Regions from separate parts of the Homo sapiens genome. Here region 2 is linked to region 1. A link is a loop called in an ENCODE intact Hi-C map of the cell type or tissue named here. Cell type or tissue: sigmoid colon. All regions are shown on one strand. Links, peaks and the distances in the headings refer to the core of each region. The heading gives the core; the rest is flanking DNA.

Region 1 (16,089 bases), core at 4,115-12,114:
ACTTAGCCCAACGCCAGTCTGACCTATTGCTAATGGAATGCATAACTGCCGCCGTCCTGCCCAGTGGCCGGGCATGTGGGAGACCATTCGCATGCATGACTGCAATGAGCTGCACGTGCACAGCTACTCCAAGTCTGGACCGTAATTCTCTCCCTGCCTCACTAGTCTTCTGCTTTCTATAAGCAGTGTTGGCATAATCAGTGCCCTGTGACATCAGATGCCATGTAATATTCATCATACGGACCCTCCTGACATACTTCAGAGAAGCAATGAGATCATATGAAAGGGACTTAACAAGCCATGAAACCACACAGACATCAAATGGATTGGTTTCTGGCTTCCCCAGCCCCAAGCATAAATTCAAATCTTCCAATAATGAGTATATTCTTTAGAGAGATCCAAAAAACCCCAGAAGCATGACAAACAGGACAGACACAAAGCAGAAGGACTCTCAACCAGATTTCCTCCTGGTACAAAGGCCCTTAAGCTGTGTCCAACGCTGCCCTGCGGAAGCCCAGGCGCCACTGAAAGGCCCCGGGCTGCAGACAGCTCAGCTTGGGACATTCTGTCCTTGGCTGTATTTCAGCCTGTGTTCTCACCTGTTCACTGACTTCTTTGCCTCTCCCTCCAGTTCCTGTAAATCTACAGCATCCTCAGTATTTGCCTTGAGCTTCTCTCTCACTTGGTTCAGCTCTATACCTTCCTGCCTTCTGCCCTATTTGCCTAGGTCCTCCACTTCAAAGGTTGCACTGACCTGCCTTTTCTGATGTCTCTGGACATGCTCCACCTTCAGACCCTCAGCTCCACCGAGACCACCAGCATCAGGCTCCAGCCCATCCTGTGCAAGGCCTCCCCTTTTTTAAGGAGCTAGTTTGATGTCTGCTCATCTTACCAAGGGCCCTACACCCACATCCATAACTTGCTAGTGAAGACATCAACCTAGGTGCCACCTATTTGGGTCGCAAAGATTCCCTCTCACCTCATCTCTGAAGATCACTGAAAACCACTCTTTTGATTCCCTCAGCTATATATTGGGGGTGGAGAAAGGGAGGGATGAGAGAAAGAAAGAGAGAGAGAAAAAAACAATGCAAACTTCCTACCACAAATGATGTTCACCCCATGTCCACTGAATCCTATTCTGTTCAAATTGGGTGCTGAGCCAGCAGTTTTCTAATGGCTCCTCAAGTCTTGTGATTTTTTTCAGGTTTTTCAGGGACCCAGGTAGGAGGGTTAAGGGGGATGCTGCATATCAGAGGTGACTTCAGCAGAACAGCTCCATCGGATCTGTTTTGTATACCATAGTCCTGCATGAAACTATTGTTTGAAAAACTTATTCCACCACTAAAAAATTAAAATTTCTGTGTTAGCCACTGTGACCAGGAGCAGATGGAGCAAGGCAAGCTCCCTTACTGAAGAAGCCCATAGGATAAACTTGAGGTAAGCAATATTTTTGGCATAGGGCAATTTGGAAAGTATTGGGCTAAATTTTTGTTTATAATGAAAAGTAACTTATTGAGTCTCACATTAGGTGTGTCTGTTCCCACAATTTAAGTTATCTACTTTGTTGAATAGAAGAATAACATCAAGGAAGTATTACTTTTTATATGCTTAAGTATGAATGTCTGTTTCCATTTTCCCAGTGGTGATATGGGGGGAAATTTCTAATCTTTCCTTCTGAATTTAGACAATGAAGCATTTCTCAGAGGTGTCATGAGGGCCTGCTCATCACTTGCTTAGTGCATAGACCCTTGGGGGCATCTCCAGAGGATTGCCAACAGGGCAAAACCTCTTAAAGCAGTGCCCAAGCTCCTGTTTTCTTCACTTCATTGTTCAAATTCATATTTCTCCCATGTGGTTTGTAGATACCTCCTAGGGGTTGGTAAGTCCCAATGAGTCTTATGGACAAGTGAGCAGACTAGGCTAGCAGTGGCCAAACAATACGGAGCCTGCAGGGAGAGTTGTGTTCTGTCAGCTGAGCTCAAAGTCTAAAAGCCCTCGCACACCCTCAGCTGACAGTTCAGGCAGTGACAGCTCATTCGGGAAGGAGATTTGCAGTTGTGAACACTGACCAGCTCTAAAAGAATAGAAAAGTAATTAATCATATCATTTTAGAGCTGTGCATTCTCAGACTCTCAGAATCAGAGCCTCTTAGAACCTCAGGCCCGGGAGAAAGCAGAGAGGCTCCAATATTGCATAATGGTTAAGTTCACCAGCTTTGAGTCAGATAGACCTGAACTTGAGACCACTCAAGGACTCTACCTAAAAGGAAATTTACTAGAGGACATGGGACAACTCGCAATAAGGAAGATAAGGTGTAAAACAAACTCAAAGCAGGCAGCAGAAGTTGCAGCAAACTGGCCCACGAACCAGGGCTGTAATCAATTCATCCTGAGCATTTCATCAGCTCTCACACATAGGTTCAGGATTCCAAGTCCTGGGCAAAAGATTCCAATCTTTTCCCTTGTCTCCCCAGGGAGGTTTGAAGAAAGTTTCAGGCATCATAATGGGAGGGGAAAACATCTTGGTTTACCATGCCAACAAAACCATAAACACTAAGGGTGAGGCTCCCAAAGGAAAGCCAGGGGCTGTGGGGAGGTGAGAATGGCTGCCTGGGAGCATAAACAACAGAGATCTACTATCCTGCACCTGCCACAGTGTTGCTCAGAGGACAGACAGAAATGCTCCACACCACGGCCTTAGCATACTTTGGGACACAAAAAAAGGGCCTCCATAAACATGAGTGCCTTCATTTACAACTCATGCTCCTGCATGGAGCTAGATCCCCTCTAGAGCACACCTGTTGAAGCAATTGCCACTAACTGAGACTCCTTCCCCTTTGTAATCATGTCGCCTAAGTTACCCTGAATGCAGAGGCCATTTGCTTGGAGAACTTTAAGAGATTTTATTCATCATGTGGATGGCCCATGCCACTGAGAGTCCAACAGTAAATATATTGGACCAAACCTGGCTCAGAAAAAGGCTCCCTCCACTGGGACTCAGAAAAAGACTCTCCTTCCCTCATCCTCCCTTAGGATTCCAATATCCTCCTTTAGGATATTGGTATAGGGAATGTATTCACTTCCCTATTACAATATCATAAGGGAAGGAAAGTCTTTTTCTGAGTCCCAACGGAGGGGGTCTTTTTTGATTGGAATAGGGAATACATTCCCTATTCCAGTAACCTAAGTAGTGTCCCCCTCCAGGTTCATTAGACTGAGTGAAGTGTTGGGTTCTGGCAGTTTAGCTTCACACACACTCTTAGGTCAGGAGAGAAAATAAAGGCAACACAGCCTCAGAGACCTAATATTTTGTCTTAATATTCCACTAGGTCAGGAGGAGCCTCCTTGGATGCTCATGCCAAACCTCAAAAACTCTAAAAATGCGTGCCAAATAGGGGGACAGTCTCTTGCTTCACATTTCCAACTATGGCCCTATTAAAGGGCTGCTGCAAATATCTGGGGTCTGAAGCCATGTTTGCTTAGCCTGAGGCATATCCTAAGTTCAAAATCAATTGTGCAGAAAAGGGAGGGCCAATGGAAAGTCAGTCAGCTGCTGTCTAGCAAGTCAATGCCACCCTGCCCTGAAGGACATCAGCTGGCCTGACGGGGGCAGAGCTACAGCATTGTCTCTGAGCTTATTTCCATCTCTATTCTGATGTTAGATGGGAGTATCAATATCATAGCTCAACAACGCTCATCTTCAGCCTGGACTCCTCTAGCTCCCTCCCGCTAAGGCAGCCAATCCTAACATGAGCTCATCAACAAACATACACTAAGACCCACTAGAAGCCAGTTGCCATGTGAGGGGTTAAATAATAATAGCTATAGTTTATGGACTGTCTCCTACAGGTGGGACACAGCTTCCAATGCTTTACCCACATTGTCTCAATTCATCATCACAATGGCCCTGTTACTTTCCTCTTTCTGTAATAACTATTCATGCTGTTTGAATCACTGGGAGGTTTTTCATTGCATTGCACAGAATTCTGTTTTCCTTTTTGCTTTTTTTGTTTGTCTTTTGCCCTCAGAAAAGGCTAATAAATTCAACCAAATGGCTGGAGTTGGAGGGAGGAAGCAGGGATGACCTTGTCTGAAAGATGGTCTCAAACCCCTTCTCCTGCCTCTATCCAAAGACAAGCCTTCACCTGAAATATGAAGTGAGGCTGATGAGAAAGTCCAGTCTCTGCCTGTGTTTCACCATCTCCAGTTTCAGAGGCAGCAGCTTCAAACTACTGCTGGAAATCAGAGCCAACTAGGGCCCCAGGGGAAGAAGGAAAGAGAACACAGATTCACCTGAATGAAGGTCAGTGATGGCTCCCCCTGAGTCTGGCAATCTCTCCTGGACCTGAGGAGACCACCTGGTCCCTCAGATCCCCCTGCAGGGGCAGGAATGTCTGAGCCAGGGCATTGTTTCTGTGGAATCTTCCCACCAATGAATCTCCCAGCAGGACCAACTGTTTGGCTGTATTTAAACTGTCATTTAGCCAAGGCAGTTTGCTGGCACACCCAACTTCAACCCAGCAAGCACAACAGGTCTGCAGCTCGCGCCAAAGCTTGTTTAAACATCATTTGAACCAAACAGCCAGTCAATTTAAAAATACTCCAAGCCAAAAGCCAATGAGATTTGAAAACAAGAAAAACTGAAAATGAAAATAAAAGGGAAATATATGAATTTATGTATGTACTCATTTATTTATTAGTTAAACATTGCCTTTTTCCAGAGAGAATCTAAGATGTCAAAGGCCAAGTTGTTTTTTAAAATAAAACAGTACTAGATATGTTCTGTAAATTTCAATGATATCACAAAAATTCAACTTGGGTAAACATTTAAAACACAAAGTGTGTGTGTGTGTGTGCACGTGTGTGTGTGTGCATGTATGTGCGTGTGTTTTAACAGATGAGGAAATTGAAGCTCAGGGAGATTAAGGCCCTTGCCAGAGTCACACAGCAGTGAATGGTAACATAAGGACTGTCCCAAGTCCTCTGCTATGTGTATGGATGCGCACGCACCTACCTATACTTGCTGAGGCCACACTCTTGTTTCAGGCCCAACAGGGTCTGGAATATAAGGGTTTTTCTTCTCTTTTGCTCCCAAACATAAAAGGGATGTCATATCTCATTTTCACCTGAGTCATGCATTTATTCCTTCAGAATCATTTATTGAAGTCCAGCCACATGCCACCCACTGAACTGGACATTTGGGATACAGTGGCCAAAAAGCCACATACAATTGCTGTGCACACAGAGCTTACATTTAAGACAGCTTGGAAGCCAGCAGCGTGTGCTCTGTACTGAAACTGGGGCATTCATATTTATAAGCCCTCTGAGCCAGAAAAACATTTAGAGGTCACCTAGACCAGGGTTTCCCAAAGTCCAACCATTCAGGTACCAACCCCACAGTTTTTGTCATATGTCAATAACACTTTCATATATGTCTTCAAGTGTTCTCATCTACATAAACACATCTGTTTTCAGAGAAAGCCCTCTATCACTGCTGTAAACAGAAAACTGGAATCACTTGTCTAAAATAAAAGGTAACCATAAAAATAAGTAAAACAAAGACAAAACAATATGATTAAATTATCAGCTAAGCACAGTGGCTCCTGCCTGTAATCCCAGCACTTTGGGAGGCAGAGGCGGGTGGATCACCTGAGATCAGGAGTTCGAGACTAGCCTGGCCAACATGATGAAACCCCGTCTCTACCAAAAATACAAAAATTAGCTGGACGTAGTGGCGGGTGCCTGTAATCCCAGGTACTCGGGAGGCTGAGGCAGGAGAATAGCTTGAACCCAGGAGGCGGAGGTTGAAGTGAGCAGAGATCGCAACATTGCACTCCAGTCTGGGCGACAAGAGCAAAATAACGTCTCAAAAAATATATATATATCATCTAGAAAGACACTTGAAGTCCAAGTAAGATTGAGCTTGAAGGCTGTTCTCATTTTGTAAAAACATAAGCTCAGGAAGTGTTGAAGATATTTTAACTCTACACTGAGACTTTCTTCTTTCCTTTATCAAGAAGATTAAAGGAGAATTCAATCAGGCACAACTTTCTATGATTTAATTGTTTTTAATGTTGTGTTAAACAGTCATGACATTTAGGAAATCATTATCTAGTCCAACTCTAAAACCCAGAGACAGGCAGCTACTGGACCAAGGTCACATAGCAAATGAATGGCAGAAAAAACACCCAGTCTCTGTTCCTACAGTAGACTGCAGATCAGCAAACTAACATCTGAATAAACTCTTGGATTTGCTCTTTACCACAATCGAAGACTGATTTGATCCACTTAACTTTTGGATGAAAAACAACTGTAACCCATCTCAAAGTGGCAGATATAGTGATCCCTCTCAATTTTCCTTTTTCTCTGTTTTATCTATCCACTCATTTTCCATGTGTCATGGGTCTTATAACAGAAATATGCTGAGATTTCTAATAAAACCTAGAAAATTTTGTGGAAACCTCCGAACACCCCAAAATTCAAATATAATCCTTAGATAACCTGCTGTAATATGGAATTCAGGAAGAAAAAAATCCCCAGCGCCACCCGACAAGAACTCCTTGTCCTATAAAATCCTCAGTGTGTACAGCCCATACTTGGCAAACTTCACCACATACCAACTATAACTCTTTAAATCAGGCCTGGAGATAAATGAGAAGAAACCCTCTCTCACCCACTAAGGTCACCTGCAACTTGCCTGCCCCTAATCCCCCTCAGAAGGCAGCTTTCAGCAATGTCCCCGGGAAATAGTTGGCTGTGAGAACACACAGAAGCCTCAGCCTGCAAAGGAGGCACATTCTGGAGTCCTTGCACATGGTTTCCTCTCCAGGAAGGTGAGGCCAGGGTTTCCATGTTCTTCTCCCAGGCCAGAATGGAGAAAGAGGAGAAGATGACAGTGAATGACATCTGGCCACTTTTTCTCTTTGAGCTGACACAGGAACACTTTAGGGCTGCTCAGAGGGACTGAAAGCCATCCTTTATGGAGGTAACTCAAGCTCAGCTTTTCTCTGTCTGAGGGAAGGCAGCCTGCTTAACTGCCCAGATTAGACTGTACTGATCTACCTTATTTGAGTGGCAGAATAACCCTGTGCCCTCCAGAACTGGTGCCCTGTGAACACCCAAAAGCAAAGAGAAGTGACTCTTGTTCCTAATGTGGAAAGAGCAGAACTTCCTATGATGCAGCTGGCACTTCCTGAAATAGAACAGGATTTGAGCAAATAGTTTTCACTAGGCGGGTAGGAAAAGCTGCGTGTGGCTCGATATTTCCTTAGTGGTGACTCAGACCCTCGCTCCTGGCTGCTGTCTCATCCTGGTTGGGTCTGTTTTCCAATTATCGCGCTCAGCCCTCAGATTCCCTCTCCCAGGGTCCCCTTTTGCCAGTGTTTATCGTCCCACCAGCCTATTCTAGTTCTGGGGAGGTCACGTCTCTGTCTTACCTTTTATGTCACTTATACTCAGCTACAATTTCTTTTATGAAATTGATTAGAATTTGATCAACAGTTTATGTTTGTTTCCAGAACACCTCCTGTCTGGCTCTGCCTCCTTCCAGAAGAGATGATGATTTATGCTTATCTCAGTCAGAAGCAAGTCTTCCAAATCTGTAATTTGGAACTGTTTTCAAATTTTGGGCATTTGCCCAGTTACTACCAAAATTACTTGGAGAGAAGTGTAACAAGGGTGGTGATTCAGCAAAGACTGCCTTAGACATGCTGCATCACCCAAAATCCATTCCAGACTTTGAGGCCCTGTCTCAAATTGGCTCTTATTCAATCAACATTTAGTGAGTCCTGACTATGAACGACGCATTGTGCTTGGGGTACAGACATAAAAAAAAGCCTGGTCCCTAATGCCCACATTATATGCCAATGTGGAAAAGACTGCAACGGAGTTATCTCAAAGCATGGGGGGAGTCTCAGAGCGAGGTGTGACCTGGACCCTGCCTGCCTCTCCAGCTGCACTCACAGCATCCTCACCATCTTCACTCTGCTTGGTCCCACTGCCCTTCATTCTGCTTCGGGTTGCCCTGCTCGTCCCTCTGCCTAGAACCATCTTTTCCCGTCACTTCACTTGGCTAGCTCCTGCTCATCAGTCAGTCTCAGTTTATGCATCCTCCTCAAACGGGTCTTCCCCAGTCATCTCATCATCCCCTGTAGCTTCTCCACATGCACCCCAGCAGTCTCTATCATGTCACCTCTGTTTTCTCCCTGGAAACATTCTTTCAGTATCTGACACTACCTTGTTTATTTATTTGCATATTGCATATTGCCTGTTTCTCCAAAACAAAACGGAGTCTCCACAGGGGCAGGAATTTTGAACCTGTGTTTATCACTATGTCCTTAATACCTCCAATAGTCTTGGCACACATTAGATGTGCCAACAGTAAATACTTGATGATTGAATGAATAATACTTTCTGTGGGGAAATTGGGAAAGGATTCATAAGGATGTGACTTTAGGAGGTAGCCAGGTGACCAGTTATACAGGTGAGCATCTCCCATAGAAAGGCATGATGCTTTAGGGGAATAGCAGCAGGTACTGCAGGCCACGCAAGTGATCTCGAAGGAGGGTGAAAAATCAGGCAGGGCCCCCATGGTGACGATCTGTGGATGTCAATCTCAGGAGTTTTTATTTTTTTCCACTAGGGCAGTGACAAGGTCACTCATCAGCTAAACCTGAAGGAAGCAGCTAATCATATTTCACAGGAGGTCTTCACCCATACAAGTGAGAGACTAGGGGCTCACGCTGTGAAATTGCCCAGGCTCTTTGCCAGCACCCCTAATAATGCTATCACGACTGCTTACTAAAACTCACCATGTGTCAAGCGCTTCACTGACATCATCTTATTTAATCCTCACAACATCCTTAGAAGAGATCTTATCTTCCCCATTTGGCAGATAAAGAGGAAAAGAGGAGAAGTGATTTGCTTAGAATCTGCTAACTAGAAGAGCTGGGATTTGAACCCAGGCATTCAGACCCCAGAGTACATACCTTACCAGCTTCTATTCCTTGGGAATGGAAAAGTTTTTCTGATTTTGCATGAAAGGGTGCCCAAGATGGAACATTCTAGATTCCTTGCTGTCCTCATTTTCAGGCACCGACCTGCATGTTCATGATATAAATCATTCACCTTCCTGCCTGTTCGGAATGTTGGCATTTTGCCTTCAATCCCCTGCTGCCTACATTCTTCGGACATTCACTGAGGATGGCATGTGTGGCCAGGGCCTTGACTGAGTTACTTAGCTCAGATTTAGTCTCTTTGGGTCTCACCACTTAAGAGCTAATTTCTGTCTTCAAGCATGTCCCAGGGAAGTAGGAGACTAAGGCAAGGATAAAAAAAGTGGACTAAGATTAGTGCTAAGGGAGTTTCTGTGCAAAACATCCATCTTCGAGCCCCTCAGTTGGCTGGACAGTACTCTTAGGGTAAAAACAAAAGTCTTTGTCAGGGCCCTGCCTGGTTATTCTTCAAATCCCAGCTCAGTGGGAGAAAATTTTTGCAACCTACTCATCTGACGAAGGGCTAATATCCAGAATCTACAATGAACTCAAACAAATTTACAAGAAAAAAACAAACAACCCCATCAAAAAGTGGGCAAAGGATATGAACAGACACTTCTCAAAAGAAGACATTTATGCAGCCAAAAAACACATGAAAAAATGCTCATCATCACTGGCCATCAGAGAAATGCAAATCAAAACCACAATGAGATACCATCTCACACCAGTTAGAATGGCAATCATTAAAAAGTCAGGAAACAACAGGTGCTGCAGAGGATGTGGAGAAACAGGAAAACTTTTACACTGTTGGTGGGACTGTAAACTAGTTTAACCATTGTGGAAGACAGTGTGGCGATTCCTCAGGGATCTAGAACTAGAAATACCATTTGACCCAGCCATCCCATTACTGGGTATATACCCAAAGGATTATAAATCAGGCTGCTATAAAGACACATGCACACGTATGTTTATTGTGGCACCATTCACAATAGCAAAGACTTGGAACCAACCCAAATGTCCAACAATGATAGACTGGATTAAGAAAATGTGGCACATATATACCATGGAATACTATGCAGCCATAAAAAATGATGAGTTCATGTCCTTTGTAGGGACATGGATGAAGCTGGAAACCATCATTCTCAGCAAACTATCACAAGAACAAAAAACCAAACACTGCATGTTCTCACTCATAGGTGGGAATTGAACAATGAGAACACATGGACACAGGAAGGGGAACATCACACACCAGGGACTGTTGTGGGGTGGTGCGGTGGGGGAGGGATAGCATTAGGAGATATATCTAATGCTAAATGACGAGGTAATGGGTGCAGCACACCAACATGGCACATGTATACATATGTAACAAACCTGACGTTGTGCACATGTATCCTAAAACTTAAAGTGTAATAATAATAAAATAAAATAAATAGCAAAGAAGACTTAAAGAAAAAAAAAACAATCCCAGCTCAGTAGCTTCAGGGAAGCCTTCTCTTTTATGTCAAACCCCTCTCTATTAGGCTGTCAAAGCAACACCACCTGTTTTCCTTGGCTCTTATCATAGAGGCACTGTTGTATTTATATGGGTGATTATTTGTTTAACATAAGTCTTCCCCACTAGAATGTGAGCACCATGAACGCAAGGACTTGCCTGCTTTTCCTCAATATTCTCTCTCCAGGGCCCAGCACAGGGCCTCTTCATACTGGCTGCTCAATAAATATAGGTTGATTAAATGAACTCAGAGTTGGAAGGCAGTTACTGCATGAGTGATTGAGGGCATTACTTAATCTCTTTAATTTTCTCATTTGCAATTTGGATAATATCTGCTCTATGTCCTTTTGAAAGCCATGAAATAAAATTAAGTGCTTAATAAATTATTAAGTGCTGTACAGATTATTTCTACTAAGGAACTACAGACTGAGTCTATCCCCAGGATTTGGAGCACTTTCAGGAATGTCAGCCTCAAAAACTGGAGCTGAGAGGACAGTGAATAGAGGCACGACATGCTGTTCCTTTGTTTAAATGGAAATGGCCACAGAAGCTTGTAAACTCAGTCATCATTGTGTCACCTGAGGCCAACTGGAAATCTGGGCCTCTCCTCCAGAAGCCATGCCTGGAATAGCACAGGGTACTGTGGTCTTTGCAATTGAACTCTGATGGGTCTGAGGTCATGGTTGTTGTCAGGACAGCTGTGTGAGTGTGTGGTCTAGAGGGCAAAAAGAAGAGACCAAAAGACATGCCTGTGTGTCTCCAGCATAGTCTGAGAAAGAAGAAGCTTTGATGGGCAAAGCTCCAGTACAAATATCCTCAGAATTGGAGACGTGAACTCACCACACTTCTGAGGAAACTCTGCCAGCCGACGGCCCCCATATTCAATTATTGCTAAGTATTTTCATTCCTAACCTCATCCTCTAGCTGAGCTGACCCCTAGTTTCTACTAACCTGGGAGAGAGAACCACAGCTTTGGAGGCTGAAAACCTAGATCAAGTCCTAGAAAATAAACAAATGACCAAATACTGAGTCCCTGCTGTGTGCCAGGCGCTGTGCTAAGAACAGGATGTGCTTTAGTTCATTTGCTCTCCCCAGCAGTCCTCTAATGCAGGCAGAAGTACCCCCAACCCCATTTTACAGATGAGGAAATGAGCCTAGCTGCCTGCCCAAGGTCACACAGCTCAAACATAAGCTTCCTACGGCTCAGTTTCCTGATTCACATAATGAGACAAAGCAACTCATCACAGGATAAGAATAAAAATCAAGTGGACTGATGGCGTTGAGTGTCACATGAGGCTTAGATTTTGGGATCAGCAGCATCAACATCACCTTCAAGCTTGTTACAAATGCGGAGTTTGTGGTATCATTCCAAACTACTGACCCAAAGTCTGCATTTTAACATGATTCGAAGGTGACGTATATGCACTTTAAAGTTTTGAGAAGCTCAGATGTAAGGTTATTAGCCCCCACTATAAACTCTTGAGCTAGCATCCGACTCATTACTGCCTTCTCAATTTGGTTAGTGAGAATCTATCACTCTGTACCTTGATTGCTTCTAGGACAGTTTAACGTGAACACAAATCAGTGGGGGCTGTTGATAACTGCAGATTCTCATCCAGGGGGTCTGAGGTGAGGCCCCAGAGTCTGTGCTTCTCACATGTTCCCAGCTGATGCCACAGAAGACTTTGAACTACACTCTCAATAATGAGGGGTGAGAGGAACCTGGCAAATCAAATATCTGCATCTGCAAAGTGGAAACCAGGCTTTGTGCTTGAATGACATTCATCAAGGAAAGGCACCTCCACCAGGGCATACACGTCTAGAGGGAAGGGAGCATCTCCAGTCTTCCTTGCATTCTCAGCACTTAGCTGAAAGAATGGGCATTACTCCCCTGCTTAACAGTGTCCAGTGGCTTCCTATACACACAAAACCCCACACTGCTCACCAGAGCTCACAAAGCCTGACCCAACCTTGCCCCACTGGCCTCCCTGACCCCTTCATACCTCTCCTCCTCCACTGAAGTCCCACCACACCAGACTTTTTTCTGTTTCTCAAACACACCAAGCTTTTTCCTGCCTCAGGGTCTTGGCACCTGCTCTCCCCTCGACCTGGAATGCCCTCCCTCCAGCTCTTTCCATAGCTGATTCATACCTCAGCTCAAATTTCACCTCCTCAGCGAGGCCGTCCCTGACTGACCTGCCTAACCTGGTGTACCCACACCCCACCCCAAAACTCTCAAACATGAGATTTTTTTTTCTTGCTTAGCCCTTATCAGCCTGAAAATGTTTCATTTGTTTATTTACTTATTGGTAGTTGCTTTTTCTCTCTGATTCTTATGAAAGCAGAGACTTTGTCCACAACTTCTGGTGCACAGTAGGTGCTCAATAAATAGCTGTGGAGTGAACGGATGAATGGACTAACACATCTCCAGGAACTCATAATTTGCTCCTGTCGCTACAACAAAGGAGGGGAAGATGGGCTATGGGAGGCCAGAAGAGGAGCGAGCATTCCTCCTGGATGAGGAGGAGGCAGGGACGGGGAGGAGGGGCCATAATCAGGGCCAGCTCCCTGAAAGAAGTGGTTTTAAACTTCACCTGGAAGGGTGGAAAGGATTTTGACAGGCAATGGTAGGTGGAAACAGCCACTCCAGGCAGAGAGAACAGTTTGTACAGAGGCTCAGAAGCTGGCAAGGGCGGAGGGCTTAGGGAACAGTGCATACAACTGACGGGTGGAGGCTGAGAATTTGCCCCGTTCCTGCCCAACCCATGGCTCCAGGCAGAGACAGCCCTCCCTGCAGGAGTGACAGAGTCTGGCAGGAGTCCTGCAGCTGAGCAGCTGAGGTCAGAGCCTCTCCTCACCAAGCCTCGGCCACACCCATAACCTAGATGACAGATGAGGCATTAGGAGGGGACAAGTGGGTCTGGGGATCGGGACCCACCTCCATCCTACTCCCCACCTCACTCTAGCAGGCAGCTCCGAGGCCCATCTGGCTTCTGCCCTCTTGTCTCTATGGTTCCTTCAGTCCAAGGGTGAGCAAACTTTCTGTAAAAGGCCAGCTGGTAAATATTTTGGGACTGTGGGTCAGATAGTCTCTGTTGCAACTACTCAGCTCTGCTGCTGTGGCATGAAGCCTGCCACAGACAAGACATAAGCAAATGGTGGTTCCAACAAGACTTTATTTACTAAGACAGCTGGGAGGCCTATGTTTTGATTTATGGATCTCCTGCCACTTTTGAGACCCCAAATGCCCTGTGCCGTCTGCCTTCTGGCCTAATCCCACCTCTACAGTCTACAGCCTCCTCTCATTGCCCCCTTGGTTCTTCCCACCCAGGCACCTGGATCTCTAAGGGCTTCTGCAAACACGTGGTTCTCTCTCTCTGTCTCTGTCTCTCTGTCTCCCTCTCCCTCTCTCTCTCTTTCTCTCTCTCCCCTTCTCTATCTCTTTCTCACCTGTGCTCCTTCACACCTGGCTTCCTGCTCCCTGTGGAGTTCCTTTTCTGTCTCCAGTTGTGCCTTTGAAACCCTGACTTGTCCTCACTTACCAGTCACATCACTCTCTCAAGGGAACTTTTCAGATGCTCCAGATGCCAGGCCCTCTCAGGTGCCCACATATTCTCTCTTTACAGAGCTTGGCACATTGCAATTATTTCATAAACCACTTGTGATCATTTGTTTCAGGTCCATGCTTATTTCTAAGTCCAAATGGGAAGAAACCACATTCATCAGCCTTTTCTATTCCATTCCCAGAGCCAAGGACAGGGAGCATGGCACATAAAATGTCCTCAATAAACATTTGTTGACTGTTCCTTAGGTCATGGCCCATAAGACTCGTTCATTCATTCGCCACTGTTGCTCATGCACCTACTATGGACCAGCCATTGTGCTGCACAGGGAAGATACAGGAGTGACACATGCACGGAAGGTCTCTGCCCTTTGAGGAGCTCACATTGTATTGGGGGTAACACATTCTAGAAACTGGATTCTATTAGTCTCAGTGTGTGACCTTAGCAAGGCACCTAATTGTCTGAGCTGCCTAGAAAATAGAGACAGACTGAATTGCCTAATTTAGAGTTTCCAACTACATTTTGAGGAATCCTGGGGTTCTGTAGTGCTTCCTAGGTTCAGCAAACAGTGATGTTTCTTTCCAGGAAGAATTCAATGGCCTAAATAAGCTATTTGTTGTTGTTGTTGTTGTTGTTGTTGTTGTTGTTTTGCCATTTTCTGTTATGGAGTTCCACTGAAAAGTTCACATGTAAAGTAGGTTCCACTGCTCAAGAAAGAGTTGGAAGCCACTTGCTAAGTCTGCACATGGTATGGGCCAGAGTTGAGGAAGGTAGAAACTCTCAGTGCCTCCAAGATGGGGTCAGGAGAAGCTAGCCAGATGTGCATGGGGGAATGACTTTCTGGGAAACAGAAGATGGTGTCCAAGGAAATACACAGATGGAGTGCCAGCCAGAGAGAGAGAGAGAGAGCAATCCAACAGAGATCCAGCAAGATGGGACGGAGACGGGCACTCCCTGGGTCTTGAGCACATGGAACTGAATGCCTGGTCACTGACAGTGGTCAGAGGTCTCGGCAAGAAAAATGAAGGTTCTGGGAGTTCTGAGAGCAATAGGACCAGAGCCTAAGGGAGAGATAGGGGTAACAGGTAAGCAAGATTCCAGTCTCAAAGAAGCTGAGACCTAAATACAAAGAGACAAGACTTAAATCAGAACCAAAGCCCATGGTGGGGACCCGGTTGGTTTCTGAGAGGGGCACCATGACCCACAAATCAGGTCAGAGTTGGAACTGCAGCAAGCTGATTTATGCTTCTAATCAAGCTTCCTGCCCAGAAGTCTCTAAGTCTCCCACTACTGCTTGTCCAAAGTCTCCCGGACAGCAAGAGGGAAGAAGCAGAAACACAGCTCCCTTTACCTGATCCCTTGAGCCGTGTTTTTCCCACTACCTAACCCATGCGATGCAAACTGGACTACGTTCCAAATCCAAATAGGATTTTCTAAGCCTGCACTAGACAATGAGTTGTTTATTGAGTGCTTAGTGAAAGGGAGAAGATAATTTACTCTTAGCTGAGTTCTGGCTCATGTCCTCAGGAACCAGACTGACATTTATGTTTTAGCACCAGCCCATTAGGGGAACTGGAATGGCTTTTTCTGCCTGTAGCTGAGCATCTCCGGGGCGGTCTTAATGGTGATCTTAAAGTTCCGTCTACATAATACCAAAGCTACAGGTCAGTTCAGGCCAAAAATAATAAATAAAAATCACTACTATTAATAGTAAGCTTGTGAGAGCACTCTGCTCACTTTGCACTTTATCCTACTTGCTCCTAAAGATCACCGATCTTGGGGAGGAAGCAGAGGGACAGGCTAACGTGCTCCCACCTCACTTTAGGATTTCCCTCTGCTACATCACCCTGTGGTACTCTTCAAAGCACTTAACACTCTTTAAGCTAATAGTCTATTTTTAAATGCCTTCCAACTAGACTATAAGCCCCACAAGACAGGGAGTGTGTCTTTCTTGGGTAGGGCTTTATCTCCAGTGCCTAAAATCTGATAAATGCTCAGGAAATAGATATTGTATGTGCTGAATGATGTCAATAATGAATTTG
Region 2 (16,089 bases), core at 5,230-13,229, 75 kb before region 1:
TAGCTTTCCTATTAAAACTCCAGATACTCAAGTGGCCAGGATTTTGTCTTGTTTATCTCAATCCCTGATTCTTACAATGGCATTTGGCATGTGATAGATTCTCAAGAAGGTTTTGATAAACGCACTCTTCAAAGCATAACTCTATGTGTTATCATTGAACTGTAACTTTCAAGTGACTTTTTTTATCATTCTTATTGTTGTGTGCATACATGGTTTAACTAACTATGATGATAAGCATAACTAAAACTTTATAACTGCTTTATGAAGGGTGTTATTTCATTTGATCCTCGCAACAGAGAGCCTGGTAGAATGGCCTCTTTCTTTTCTTTTGTTGAGATGGATTTTTTATTTATTTATTTATTTATTTATTTTATTTTTTAAATTTTTATTATACTTCAAGTTCTGGGATATATATGCAAAACATGCCAGTTTGTTACATAGGTATATACGTGCCATGGTGGTTTGCTGCACCCATAATCCTATCATCTACATTAGATATTTCTCCTAATGCTATCTCTCCCCTAGCCCCCAATCTCGTGACAGTCCCCAGTAAGTTATGTTTCCCTCCCTGTGTCCATGTGTTCTCACTGTTCAACTCCCACTTACGAGTGAGAACATGCGGTGTTTGGTTTTCTGTTTCTGAGTTAGTTTGCTGAGAATGATGGTTTCCAGCTTCATCCATGTCCCTGGAAAGGACATGAACTCATCCTTTTTTATGGCTGCATAGTATTCCCTGGTGTATATGTGCCACATTTTTCGTTATCCAATCTATCATTGTTGGGCATTTGGGTTGGTTCCAAGTCTTTGCTGTTGTGAACAGTGCAGCAATAAACATACGTGTGCATGTGTCTTGATAGTAGAATGATTTATAATCCTTTGTGCATACACCCAGTAATGGGATTGCTGGGTCAAATAGTATTTCTGGTTCTAGATCCTTGAGGAATCGCCACACTGTCTTCCACAATGGTTGAACTAATTTACACTCCCACCAATGGTGTAAAAGTGTTCCTATTTCTCCACCTCCTTTCCAGCATCTGTTGTTTCCTGACTTTTTAATGATCACCATTCTAACTGGCATGAGATAGTATCTCATTGTGGTTTTGATTTGCATTTCTCTAATGACCAGTGATGATGAGCTTTTTTTCATATGTTTCTTGGCTGCATAAATGCCTTCTTTTGAGAAGTGTCTGTTCATATCCTTTGCCCACTTTTTGAAGAGGTTGTTTTTTTTCTTGTAAATTTAAGTTCCTTGTAGATTCTGGATATTAGCCCTTTGTCAGATGGATAGATTGCAAAATGTTCTCCTATTCTGTAGGTTACCTGTTCACCTCGATGATAGTTTCTTTTGCTGTGTGGAAGCTCTTTAGTTTAATTAGATCCCATTTGTCAATTTTGACTTCTGTTGCCATTGCTTTTGGTGTTTTAGTCATGAAGTCTTTGCCCATGTCTATGTCCTGAATGGTATTGCCTAGGTTTTCTTCTAGGGTTTTTATGGTTTTACATCTTATGTTTAAGTCTTTAATCCATCTTGAGTTAATTTTTGCATAAGGTGTAAGGAAGGGGTCCAGTTTCAGTTTTCTGCATATGGTTAGCCAGTTTTCCCAACACCATTTATTAAATATGGAATCCTTTCCCCATTTCTTGTTTTTGTCAGGTTTGTCAAAAAATCAGATGGTTGTAGATGTGTGGTATTATTTCTGAGGCTCTGTTCTGTTCCATTGGTCTATATATCTGTTTTGGTACCAGTACCGTGCTGTTTTGGTTACTGTAGCTTTATAGTATAGTTTGAAGTCAGGTAGCATGATGCCTCCAACTTTGTTCTGTTTTGCTTAGGATTACCTTGTCTATATGGTCTTTTGGTTCAGAATGGCCTCTTTCAAACCCAGTCCCACAGACAGACCAGCAAAGAAGTCTCAAAAAAAAAAAAAAGGAGGAACTATTGGAGGACCCCTTGATATTTATTGGTCTCTCAGCTTTTAAAAATTTATATTTTAGATATTTTATAATATACACAATAGTACATTAGTGCATGTTTGCAACTTATAAATGAATAAACATATATGGTGGGGGAGAGCTTAAAATTGGTTCACTGATAGAGTGCATGATCAAAAAGGTTTGGTGACACTGTGTTAGACAGCACATGGGCCTCTGTGTTTCAGTACTTGAGCAAGGAGACTTATGTAGTCTGCCAGCTGGATTGCAGGGTATATATTTTATAGTTTGGTGACATTTCTCTGCCTAGGTTATGTGCCTGAGCTCAATTCTCATCTTCCTATTTTTCTTATTCCTGTTTCTCAATTACTAGCAGTGATAGCAGTAGCATTTAACATATATTGAGTACTCACTCTGTGTCAGGTGCTATGCTAAATATTTCCATATATTATCTCATTTAATACTTATAATAGAACAGAGAGAAAAAAATGGCAGATAGGAGGCAGAACTAGCTTGCAGCTCTCATCGGATGGATAGAGCACCATGTGGAACTCACATCATGAACTTGTGCTCCAAGAACTACTGAATTCCAAAGATAAAGGACATAATCTCTTGGGAGCTCCATGGTCCCACCCACCACCTGAGAAACCCAGATACTTATCCAGAAGACCTTAAGGCAAGCTTGCATCTTCCCTATACTACTGCAGCTGATACTTTTTTCAAAACACCACCTCCGGACTGGAGGCCAACCGACACAAAACTAGGGTGCTAAACAAAACTACAATCAAGGACCCTAACAGAGTCCACTTCACTCCCCTGCTACCTCCACCAGAGCAGGTGCTGGTATCCATGACTCAGAGACCTGAACACAGATCACAGGACTCTTTGCTTACACTCCCCAGTGCCAGCCCAGAGCCTGGTAGCTCCACTGGGTGGCTAGACCCAGAAGAGAAATAATAATCACTGCATTTCAGCTCTCAGGAAACCTCATCCCTAGGGGAAGTGGGACAGTGCCACATCAAGGGAACACACCGTGGGAAAAAAGAATCTGAACAGCATCCCTTGAGTCCCAGATCTTCCCTCTGACACAGTCTACCTAAATGAGAAGGAAACAGAAAAACAATTCCAGTAATATGACAAAACAACATTCTTTAACATCCTCAAAAGATCACCCTAGCTCACCAGCAATGGATCTAAACCAAGAAGAAATCTCTTAATTGCCAGAAAAAGAATTCAGAAGGTCAATTATTAAACCACTCAAGGAGGCCAGAGAAAGGTGAATACCAACTTAAATAAATTTTAAAAATAATACAGGATATGGATGGATAAATCTCCAGAAAAATAGATACCATATATAAAAAACAATCACAACTTCCAGAAACAAAGGATATGTTTGGAGAAATGCAAAATACACTGAAGAGTCTCAGGAATAGAATCGAACAAGTAGAAGAAAGAATTTCAGAGCCTGAAGTGGGCTTTCAAATTAACCCAATCCAACAAAGACAAAGAAAAAATAATTTTAAGAAAATGAACCAAGCCCCCAAGAAGTTTTGGATTATGTTAAACAACCAACCTAAGAATAATTGGTGTTCACAAGGAAGAAGATAAATCTAAAAGTTTGGAAAGCATATTTGAGAGAATAATCAAGGAAAACTTCCCTGACCTTGCTAGAGACCTAGCCATCCAAATACAAGAAGCTCAAAGAACACTCCGCAAATTCATCACAAAAGGATCATCGCCTAGGCACACAGTTATCAGGTTACCTAAAGTCAAGATGAAGGAAAGAGTCTTAAGAGCTGTGAGGCAAAAGCATCAGGTAACCTATAAAGGAAAACCTATCACATTAACAGCAGATTTCTCAGCAGAAACCCTACAAAGTAGAGGGGATTGGGGTCCTATCGTTAGCCTCCTGAAACAAAATAATTATCAGCCAAGAACTTTGTATCTGGCAAAACTAAGCTTCAGGAATGAAGGAATGATACAGTCTTTTTCAGACAAACAAATGCTGAAAGATGTTGCCACTATCAAGCCAACACTACAAGAACTGCAAAAAGGAGCTCAAAATCTGGAAAGAAATCCTTGAAATATACCAAAATAGAACCTCCTTAAAGCATAAATCTCACAGGACCTATAAAACAATAACAACATGAAAAATAAAAGATATTCAGGCAACAGCATGATGGGTAGAATAGTACTTCACATATCAATACTAACATTGAATGTAAATGGCCTAAATGCTCCACTTAAAAGATACAAAATGGCAGAATGGATAAGAATTCACCAACCAAGCATATGCTGTCTTCAGGAAGACTCACCTAACACATGACTCACATAAACTTAAGGTAAAGGGGTGGAAAAGTATATTCCATTCAAATGGATGCCCAAAGTTAGCAGAAGTAGCCATTCTTATATCAGCCAAAACAGACTTTAAAGCAAAAACAATGGTTTAGTAAGACAGAGGGACATTATATAATGATAAAAGGAATGGTCTAACAGGAAAATATCACAATCCTAAATACATATGCACCTAACACTGGAGCTCCCAAATTTATAAAACTATTACTATTACACCCCATGGTGTAATAAGAAATGAGACAGATGGCAAGAAAATGATAATGAGGCACTTCAATACTCCACTGACAGCACTAGACAGGTTATCAAGGCAGCTAACAAAGAAACAATGGACCTGAACTATACCCCAGAACAAACGGACTTGGCAGATATTTACAGAACATTCTATCCAACAACTGCAGAATATACATATTCATCAGCACAGGGAACATTCTCCAAGATAGACCATAGGGTAGGCCACAAAACAAGTCTGAATAAATTTAAGAAAATAGAAATTATATCAAGTACTCTTTCAGACCACAAGGGAATAAAATCAGAAATCAACTCCAAAAGAAACTGTCAAAACTGTACAAATTCATGGAAAGTTAATAACCTGCTCCTGAATGATCGTTGGGTCGACAATAAAATCAAGATGAAAATTAAAAAATTATTCAAACTGAACAATAATAGTGATACAACCTATCAAAACCTCTGGGATACAGCAAAAGTGGTGCCAAGAGGAAAATTCATAGTACTAAATGCCTACACCAAAAAGTCTGAAAGAGTGCTAATAGGCAATCTGAGGTCACATCTCAACTAACTACAGAAAAAAGAACAAACCGAACCCAAATCCAGCAGAAGAAAAGAAATAACAAGGATCAGAACAGAACTAAATGAAATTGAAACAACAACAAAAAATACAAAATATAAATAAAATGAAAAGCTGGCTCTTTGAAAAGATAAACAAAATTGATAGACCGTTACTGAGATTAGCCAAGAAAAGAAGACAGAAGATCAAAATTAGCTCAATTAGAAACAAAATAGGAGATATCAACTGATACCACAGAAATACAAAAGATCATTCAAAGCTACTATGAACACATTTAGGCACACAAACTAGAAAACCTACAGGAGATGGACAAATTCCTGACAATATATTACCCTCCTAGATTAAACCAGGAAAACATAGAATCTCTGAGCAGACCAAAAACAAGCAATGAGATTGAAATGGTAATTTTTAAATTGCTAACAACAACAAAAAAAATCCAAGACAAGATAATTCACAGCTGAATTCTATCAGACATTCAAAGAAGAATTGGTATCAATCCTACTGACACTATTCCACAAGATATAGAAAGAGGGAATCCTCCCCTAATCATTCTACAAAGCCAGTATCGTCACCCTAATATCAAAACCAGGGAAGGACATAACAACAAAAAAAAGAAAACTATAGACCAATATCCCTAATGAAAATAGATGCAAAAATCCTCAGCAAAATATTAGTGAACCAAATCCAACAATATATCGAAAAGATAATCCACCATGATCAAGTGGGTTTCATACCAAGGATGCCAGAATAGTTTAACATATGTAAGTCAATAAATGTGATACACCACATAAACAGAATGAAAAACAAAAATCACATGATCATCTAAATAGATTCAGAAAAAGCATTTGACAAAACCCAGCATCCCTTTATGATTAAAACCTTTGGCAAAATCAGCATAAAAGGGACATATCTTAAGGTAATAAAAGCCATCTATGACAAACCCACAGCCAACATTATATTGAATGGGAAAAGTTGTAAGCATTCTCTATAAGAACTGGAACAAGAAAAGGATGCCCACTTTCACCACTTCTATTCAACATAGTACTGGAAGTCCTAGCCAGAGCGATCAGACAAGAGAAAGAAATAAAGGGCATCCAAATTGGTAAAGAGGAAGTGAAACTGTCACTGTGCACAGAAGATATGATTGTATACCTAGAAAACCCTAAAGCCTCATCCAAAAAGCTCCTAGATCTGATGAATGAATTCAGTAAAGTTTCAAGATGTAAAATCAATGTATACAAATCAGTAGCTCTGCCCTACACCAACAGCAATCAAGTTGAGAATCAAATCAATAACTCAACCCCTTTTACAATAGCTGCAAAAAATAAAATAAAATAAAATAAAATTCTTGGGAATATACCTAACCAAGGAGGTGAAACACTCCTACAAGAAAAACTACAAAACACTGCTGAAAGAAATCACAGGCAGCACAAATAAATAGAAACACATCCCATGCTCATGGATGGGTAGAATCAATATTGTGAAAATGACCATACTACCAAAAGCAACCTACAAATTCAATGCAATGCCCAACAAACTACCATCATAATTCTTCACAGAACTAGAAAAAAACAATCCCCAAAGTCATGGAATTTTAGGAACCATGGCTAAATACTGGAACCAAAAAAGGAGCCCAAATAGTCAAAGCAAGCTAAGCAAAAAGAACAAATCTGGAGACACATTGCTTGACTTCAAACTATACCATAGGCCATAGTCATCAAAACATCATGGTACTGGTATAAAACAGGCACATAGACCAATGGAACAGAATAGAGAACCCAAAAATAAAGCCAAACACTTACAGCCAACTGATCTTCAACAAAGCAAACAAAAACATAAAGTAGGGAAAGGACAACCTATTCAACACATGGTGCTGGGATAATTGGCAAGCTACATGTAGAAGAATAAAACTGGATCCTCATCTCTCACCGTATATAAAAATCAACTCAAGATGGATCAAAGACTTAAACCTAAGACCTGAAACCACGAAAATTCTAGAAGATAACATCAGAAAAACCCTTCTAGACATTGGCTTAGGCAAAGAGTTCATGACCAAGAACCCAAAAGCAAATGCAACAAAAACAAAGATAAATTGATGGGACTTAATTAAACTAAAAAGCTCTGCACAGCAAAAGAAATAATCAGCAGGGTAAACAGACAACCTATAGAGTTTGCAAACTTTGCATCTGACAAAGGACTAATATCCAGAATCTACAAAGAATTCAAACAAATTAGCAAGAAAAAAAAATCCCATCAAAAAGTGGGCTAAGGACATGAATAGACAATTCTCAAAAGAAGATATACAAATGGCCAATAAACATATGAAAAAATGCTCAACATTACTAGTTATCAAGGAAATGCAAATCAAAACCACAATGCAATACCACTTTACTCCTGCAAGAATGGCCATAATTACAAAATCAAAAAATAATAGATGTTGGCGTGGATGTGGTGAAAAGGGGACACTTTTACACTGCTAGTGGGAATATAAACTAATACAACCACTACGGAAAACAGTGTGGAGATTCCTTAAAGAACTAAAAGTAGATCTACCATTTGACTCAGCAATCCCACTGCTGGGTATCTACCCAAAGGCAAAGAAGTCATTATACAAAAAGATATCAATCAAGTGGATAAAGAAAATGTGATATTTTATATATATAGTATACAGTATATACACATATAGTATATAGTATATATATATATAAATATATATTCATACACACACACATATACCATCGAATACTACTCTGCCATATAAAAGAACAAAATCATGGTATTTGCAGCAACCTGGATGGAATTGGAGACCATTATTCTAAGTGAAGTAACTCAGGAATGGAAAACCAAACATCATATGTTCTCACTCATAAGTGAGAGCTAAGCTGTGAGGAGGACGCAAAGGCATAAGAACAATACAATGGACTTTGGGGACTTGAGGGAAAGGGTGGGAGGTCAGGGGGTAATAAAAGACTACACATTGGGTAGAGAGTACACTGCTCAACTGAGAGGTGCACCACAATCTCAGAAATCGCCCCTAAATAACTTATCCATGTAACCAAACACCACTTGTTGCCCAAAAACGCATTGAAATAAAATAATGATAATAAAATACTCATAATAATTGCATGAGGTAGGTTTTATTATCCCTGGTTTACAAATTAGGAAACTAAAGTGAAAAAACTTGCCCAAGGTCCCAGAGCTATGTGGTGGAGCAGAGATTCAGTCCTACCTCTTGAATAAAAAAGGTGAAATTGAAGAATAGTTCTGGATTCAAACACAGGTTTTGTCATTTATTAGGAAAGCTATACAACAGTATTGTCTTTACTTAGAGACAACTGACCCGTTGTTTTAATGTCTAGTCTAACCCTGTAATGGCCCTCCTAGCCAGACACAAACGAAACATGATGCATATGGAATTCGGCGTTTCGGAAAGATGTGCACGCCTCACAGTACCAGTGGGAAACTACTCTTGTAAACAGCATAATTTTTAACCACCACTACCCCCACCACCACTCCCATCATGGCAAAATGCCCAAAGTCATTAGGCAGTAAGTACGTCAGTGTTTGACGTGAGTCTCAAATAAAAGTGCAGCAAGCCAGTATGCCTTGATTTCTGATGGCAAGACCTCACCGAATTGCTTATTTGAAGCCAGCACCAGAAAGAAGGGAGAAAGGGGTGATGGATTTTCCAAGGCAGGCAGTGAAACAGATACCAGAGCAACTGAGAATGACTCTAACTACCTACTTCTCTAGCGGCCTGGGAACACATCCTGGGGCATGGCTTTTTATGATCTGGTGTACTTCCTTTATGCCCTGAGATTTCCCTGTGGATCCCGGACCCTCAGGAATACATCATACAAGGCTCAGTCTTCTACCTAACATCTGCGTTTTGCACATTGCTACGCAGTTATCCCATCTCCCAACTGCCTGTTGGCAAATGCACAACACTTCAATCTACCCAGGTAATGCTTAGTGGGGAAATAGGATGTCAATGAATCCAGAGAACCTGTGATGATGACATAATGACTTGGCCAAGGTCATCCTGTGATGAAATGAAAAATGAAACTCAAGCTTGGTATCTGTACTGACATCTGTGGATAACCCATTAGTTTTTGGAACCTGACTTGGACACCTTAGGAGTGTCGGGTTCACACTGTACTTGAGGAGCTTAACTGAGACTGTGTCTTCTTTTTTCCTTCCCTCTTCTCTTTGAGAAATGTGGTCTGGCAAGGAGCAGAGCAGCTTTTTCCCAGGCATTCAAGTTTGAGTTGGTTTATTTCTGGTGCACTGGGTGGGATAAGCCAGGAGACCCAACTAGGATACCCCATCCTGCTGCTAGGAATAGAAGTAGGAGGCATCCAGTTTTCCACTGAATGGGAGCCCAGGCTGAGTGACTACAACAAAGCCTCAAATTAACATAGATCAGCAGAGGGGAAAGTGCCCCAGGCAAGGATGGTGAAGTAGATGATGACAATGACAAAATAATAATAATAATAATAGCAGCTAGAATTTATTGCATTTTACATGCGTTAGCTCATGTAACCTAACCTAACATTATTATTGATACCACATGTGTACATTTGTGGAAATACAGGCACAGAGTGATTAATTCACTTAAGTCATACAGCTCAAAGGTAGAAGAGCTCAAAATCCAATGTCTGACATTAATAGCTGAGTTAAAGGATATTCTTTTAGACAGCAGAAACATTTTTATAATTTTTTTTTATAAATGCAATCTGACCTAACACCCGGATGACCCAAGGTTCATCTATAAAATAAACAAAACCAGAATGGCCCAACTACCATTCTGGTTGGAGGGGAAAAAGGGAAGAGGAGAGGATGCTGAAGCCTCACTTGCTTGGCCCTCCAACTATGCCAGTCCTGGAGAGGAAGAGGAGCTTCTGTAGAACACAGTTTTTAAACCGCTGGTCTTGTCTGTCATCACCATCACCCTCCTTTTTTTTTTTGAATGACTACATATATTTTGATATATTCAAACGCCAAAAGTACATAGCAATGGAAAAGATGCACTATTCCTACATGAAACAAATAAATGAATTTCACAGAACATCGAGTCAAAAAGCTACATATAAAAGAGTATCTAATGTTCGTTTTCATTATAAGAAATTTCAAAAACTGGTAAACCCAATCTATGGTGACAGAGGACACGAGGATGACTGACTAGCTTTGAGAGCATCTCTTATTTTAAAAAGTAAGAAAATAAAAGTCTAATAAAGGAAATGACTTAATATTTGATTTAGGGTCAAAGTTGAATTCAAAGTTTCCATCTCCTACAGTATTTTTACAAATACCCAATTTCTTGCAAATATTTACTGAAATCTTTCTGCTTGCTAGGTGCTAGGTGCTCTTCTAGACCCTGAGCACTCAATAGTAAATAAAAAAGATAAGCTCATATTCTCATGTTGTCTGTATTCTAGTCGGGCGATATTGGCTGTAAGAAAATCAATGAATACATGAATAAATCAATTAAGAAAATACCAGATAGTAATAAGTAAAATGTAGAGAATTAAAATAGGTAAGAGATTACAAGTGACTATCTGGCTAGCTCAGATTAGATGATCAGAAAGAGGTGACTTTCAAGCTAAGACCTGAGGGACAAGAAGTGGCCAGCCACATGACAAGGAACGTGTTCCAGGCAGAAGGAACAAAGTGCCGAGGCCCTAAGGCGTGAAGGAACTTGTTCTGGTTGTGAAACAGCACTTGGTCAGTATGGTGGAGCAGAGTGAGCCAGAGAAAGAGTGGTACAAATTAAAGTCAGAGTGGTAGGAGGCAGCCAGAACATAGAGGGATTGCTAAACTGGGAAGAAGTTTGAATTTTCTGTAAGTTGAATAGGAAAGCCACTAGAGAATTTTTAGGCAGGTGAGAATGACATGACATGATTATGTTTTGAGAAAGTCACTCTGCCTGCTTTGAAGAGAATGGATCATAGCAAAGCAAGCATGGAAGCAGGAAGATCTGTTAGAAAATGAGTGCCTAAATCCAGACCAGAGATAACAGTGGCATGAACTAGAGAAGACTGGGAATACTAGGGATATAATTTGGAGGGATTTGTTTATGGATCAGATATAGAGGAAAAAGGGAAAGAGAACTTCATGAAAATTCCAAGACTTGATTTGAACAACTTAGGGATTGTGGAACACTAGGAAAAAGCACATATGTTGGGAAGATAAACCAAGAATTCCCATTTCAGCAAGCCAAATTTATGATGCCCATCAGACATACATGAGAAGAAGCTGAACATCCAATGGGATACAAATGGTGTCCAAAGGAGAGGTTAAGATTGGGTTTAATTTTAGGAATTCTCACATATGTATGATAAGTAAAACCATGGAGCCAGATGAGGTTACCTGGATGAAGAGGAGATAGAGAAGCTGAGCAGTGATCTGAGGCATTCAAACATCAAGAGAGAGAATGAGGCAGGAGCCAACAGAGGTCTCAGAGAAGGCATGGCCAGAGAAGAAGGAACGAAGGAGAGCATGATTTCACAGCAGCCAGAAAAATGTTTCCAGAAAAGGGAATGATGATCCATGATAAATACTACTAAGGCATCAAGTAAGATGAGAAGAGAAAAGTGATTTGGATTTAGCACTCCAAGCATACTCAGCGGAATGGGGGGACTGACCGCAGTGGGTGGAGGAGCAAATGTGAGATAAGGAAGTAGAGAAAGATTATGATGACCCTTTTGAAGTAGAAGGTGAGACTCAACTCCAGAGGTGAGGCTCAGACACCAGGCCAGATCGAGGACTAGCTGAAACAGGGAAGAGGCAAAAACACCTCTCCATGAGACACATCCACCAGTGCTATATCAGTTTACCACTGCCATGGCAACACCCAGAAGTTGCTGCCCCTTTCCAATGGCAACAACCTGACAACCCAGAAGTTACTTCCTATTCTAGAAATGTCTGCATACTCTTCTCTTTAATTTGCATATAATTAAAAGTGAGTATTCACACTTTAATATATGCAAATTTGCATATATGAAATATAAATTTGCATATATTAAACATATGACTACTTACTTTTAATTATATGCAAATTAAAGAGAAGACTATGCAGAAGGCGCTCAGAATTGCCTCTGAGCTGCCACTCTAGGCACATGGCCTATGGGGTAGCTCTGCTCCACAAGGAGCAGTAACTCTGCTGTTACTATACACTGCCACTTCAATAAAAGTTGCTGTCTAACACCACTGGCTTACCCTTGAATTCTTTACTGGGTGAAGCAAGAACCTCCATGGGCTAAGCTCCAGTTTTGGAGCTTGCCTACCCTGGATTACTTTCAAGAAGGTTTTCTGTGGAAGAAAGCCGAGAAATTAGATGGTAGTCTAGAGGAAGATGTAAAATCAAGGAAGTTCTTCTTTCTGTTTGATATTGCTTTTAATTGGAGACATTTGTGCCTGTTTTTAATGTTTATGGGATTAATCCAATAGAGAAGAAAAAATGAGATATAGGAGGGATTTTTTTGCCCTTGAGAGGGAAAAAAGCCATTGAGAATATAAGAGTAGATGGAATCCAGAGTGATAGTGGAAGGGGCTTCATTTTTCGTAATGGAAAAGTAATATTTTTACCAAAAAAAAAAAAAAAATCACATTGTACAGGACTTTTCCAAGTGTACTTGGCTTTAGCAATCATCCTCTTCCCCAAGCCATGTGGCAACAAAGAAAAAAATCCCTACATACTTCCAACTACTTCATGTGGGGTACAATACTGCTCCACTGAGTACCAACTAACAATTTTCTACCTGTTCCCTCTTTCTTGCTTGTCCCCAGCACTGGGCACCAAGTCTCAGGGCCAAGTAAAGGGATTTTTAAACTGAGAAAGGGATCAGGGGTTCTGGGGAAATGTGATACAGCAAAGTTCTGCCCTGGGATCAAGACCAACAGCTGGTAAAGCCCAGTTGGTAAGCGATTCTGAACGCCTCCTGAGAACCATTGCAACTTCCCAGTTAGAATAGTTGTCCCCGGCCTTCAAGATGTAATGTTCCATTCCTCTGCTTCTATCTATGATAGAGTAGCTTGTAACTTCCACAAGAACCAGTGAGAAACCTGGATGAAATACAAAATTTTAAAAATCTGTTTGAAGCCATCAAAGAGCAACTAGGACTTAAGAGACAAGATTATAAAGAGGATATGAGCCCCACTTCTGTTTTCCCCCTTGGGACATTTGCTGAGTCTTAAGCTGTCAGAGCAAGAGGCTAAAAGGCCAAGCAGAAAGTGTTGGAAGAGCTCAGGAGAAGTTTTAGCAGGCTCACAGTGCTCTGGAAACAAAAATTGGAATCCAGGAGCAACCAAGTAAGAAACGGTCCTGATAAACACCTAAAGATCTCACTTAGAACCCCTGGAGGGCTATAGGCTCACCACAGAAATTAGGCAGAGATAAGGCAGTCTTAACAAAGGCCAAAATCAATCTTTACTCAGCTGAGTCCTAATTGGATTGAATTACTCTAACTGCCTGCCAGAAAAGAAAATCTGTCATCTTGCATATACCAAATACAACTTATATATCAAGAAACAGTACCAAAAAGAAAAACAGACAACAGAAAGCAATCCTGAGGTATTCCAAATACGAGTTATCAAACACAGACTTTCAAATAACTGTGATAAATATGTTCAAAAAAGTAGATGACACGCAGAGAATTTCACTACAGAATTGAAATCTATAAAATGAAATCAAAAGCATATTTTAGAATTGAAAGATCCAATAACAGAAAGTCCTCTCTGTTCTGTGACCACATTTCCTCAATGTCTATGCTTGGTGGAGGAATCCACTCCAGGTGGCAGGGGTTGGGGGCAGGAGAAAGAAAGAAAAGAAATATTGGCTCATATTTGCAAGGGGCTCCAAACAACTGGCTTTTTCCTCTGCCCTCCAAGTATTGGACTGGGGCCCTGGTCACGAGACCGCCAAGTTGGCTTGAGCAGTGGTTCTAAAATGAATTTTTGAAAACAATAAATAAATCTTAGGATGTCATAGACATGAATCAGGAGCCAGTGAGGGAGACAAGGGGCTCAAAGACTTGCTTCCTCCTACCTGGCTGACATCAGCTGCCCCTTATATTCAATATCCAAAGCCCCTTTATACCTTCTCAGTGAGTGGTCATCTAGCCTTGTCTGGAGACCTGTTGGGGCAGGGCAGCCCAGCAGTTTATGAGTTAGCCCATTTTTTTTCCTTCTGGATACCATCTAATAACACCTCCCCAGGATCTTGTCCTCAAGTGTCTAAACCTCTTGTACTATTTACATGGTCCTTTGCGGTCTAGTCCTGCCTCTCTCTCCAGCCTCATTTCTTCCCACACCTTATGCTCCACATTCCAGCCACACTACATGTCTTCCAAATCCTCACCGTACCAGGCTCCTGTTTCCAAGGCCTTGCATATGCAGTCTGCCCTTCCAGAATGCTTTTACCCATCCACCTTTGGCTCACAAAATTCCTACTTCACCTTTGGTCCTAGCATTGATGTTATACTTTGGAGGAAGCTGCTAGTAATTTTTCCCCCAATCCAATCTAGATTAAATGTTCCTCCCAAGTTTTCCATAGCACCCTATAGCTCCCCCATTACAGCAAGTACCACCTTGGATTGTAACTGCCCAATCACTTGTCTGTCTATAGCTATGTGTAGGCAAGGACCATTGCCTGTGTTTTTCATTGTAGGCATATAGCCTACAGACTGCCTCGTGTATTCCAAGGGCTTATTAGGAAGAAATAAATGAATGGGTGGTAAAGCACTTAGCACAGCACCTGCCGCATACCTCGCATTCATTCATTATTTATTGATTACGGTCCAGAGGCTTAGGACAGCTCCTAGGTCTGTCATTAATTCTAGGATTACTGGTAATAAAGTCACCTCTCTCTTTCTTGGTCCAGGTTCTCCATCTGTAAAGGAAAAGCACTGGGTCAGCTCCCAAAAGGCCTTTCCAGATTTCCTTTCTGTCCTTATGCACTAGGGAGCCCTATATCGGCTAGGCCCTATATGGCAAGGCAGAGAGAGACCCAGAGCCCTGAGCCACAGCACTGTGTTGGCAGCACTGACAGATCCAACTTCTGGCTGCCAGCCTCTCACTTTGAGTCCACTGCCAGCTTGGCTGGGAGACCTGCTGGGAACTTACAGGAACATTCTGAGGAAATGCAAACTTCACTCATCAGCAATAGGGAGCCTGTGTGAAAGGAGGCCTGGGGTGTTGCCTGGGGATATATGCCTGAAGCCAAGTCCCAGATAAATACAGCTTCAGTTCTCTGGGCCCATGGAGCCTGTTCTTCTCAAGGAGAGGCCTAATGTCTTAAATACACAGCCACTGGCTCCAGGCACAGCATTTCCTAACCCCTGTGGGACTCTATTTTATCTGTGCTTAACCCATAATGGCTTAAACAGGTTTAGAACAAGCTATCTGCCTCCAGGTCTGGAACTTTAAAAAGGCCGAATGGTGTGATAGACGGAAATGCTTCACTCTGGGAGGACCAAGGCCCAAGTCCTACCTGCCTTGGCAAATAACTCACTCCTAATGTGACTCTAAAAATGGCCCTGCCCCTTTCTGTGTCTCAGTTTCCACACCTGTGAAATGGGAGTGTTCTCCCATAGCCCCTGGGCCGCAATACTCAGATTCTTTGACAACTATGAAGTTTGTCCCTGACACCCAAAGGAATCATGACAATGGGAATGCCTCTGTCTTCACCTTTCATTATAGTTATTTTATATTGCTCTTTCACCACTGTCTGAGTTGGGCTCCCAAACAGATCTGTGAGACAAATTAGGAGACACAGAATAAACCATTTAATTTCTGTTTCTTAGAGGAATATTAAACATTTGGCTTGCAAGCTTTTAAGACAGAATCATAGACCATAAAACTATTTAATAAGTACAATGTACTAAAAATATCCTTTACTGAGACAGATTGGTGAAATTAAAAGAGCACCAGCTTAAAGATCAGGAAGCCAGATGCTGTTCTCTGCTCAGGCCCAGCCTCAATCATGTGGCCCTGGGCAG

The links. A loop is a pair of places that touch in the nucleus more often than their neighbours do. Peaks named below come from ENCODE experiments on the same cell type or tissue, not always from the same donor. Only the 100,000 strongest peaks of a DNase experiment are listed, where the experiment ranks them.
Region 2: it touches region 1 in a loop (2.9-fold over the local background); 3 of 110 quality-filtered maps call a loop at or near these places.

Annotation. Positions count from the first base shown.
Region 1 is chr5:148,965,983-148,982,071 of GRCh38, forward strand. No RefSeq gene overlaps it. Among named protein-coding and RNA genes, the nearest start is that of MIR584, 88 kb to the right of the region's middle. RefSeq lists enhancers at 4,084-4,665, 12,760-13,279. In sigmoid colon, for the core only: no CTCF peak of the experiment used is centred there; DNase peaks (open chromatin) are centred at 4,489 and 7,239.
Region 2 is chr5:148,889,414-148,905,502 of GRCh38, forward strand. No RefSeq gene overlaps it. Among named protein-coding and RNA genes, the nearest start is that of ADRB2, 71 kb to the left of the region's middle. RefSeq lists a silencer at 8,699-8,899. In sigmoid colon, for the core only: no CTCF peak of the experiment used is centred there; a DNase peak (open chromatin) is centred at 8,608.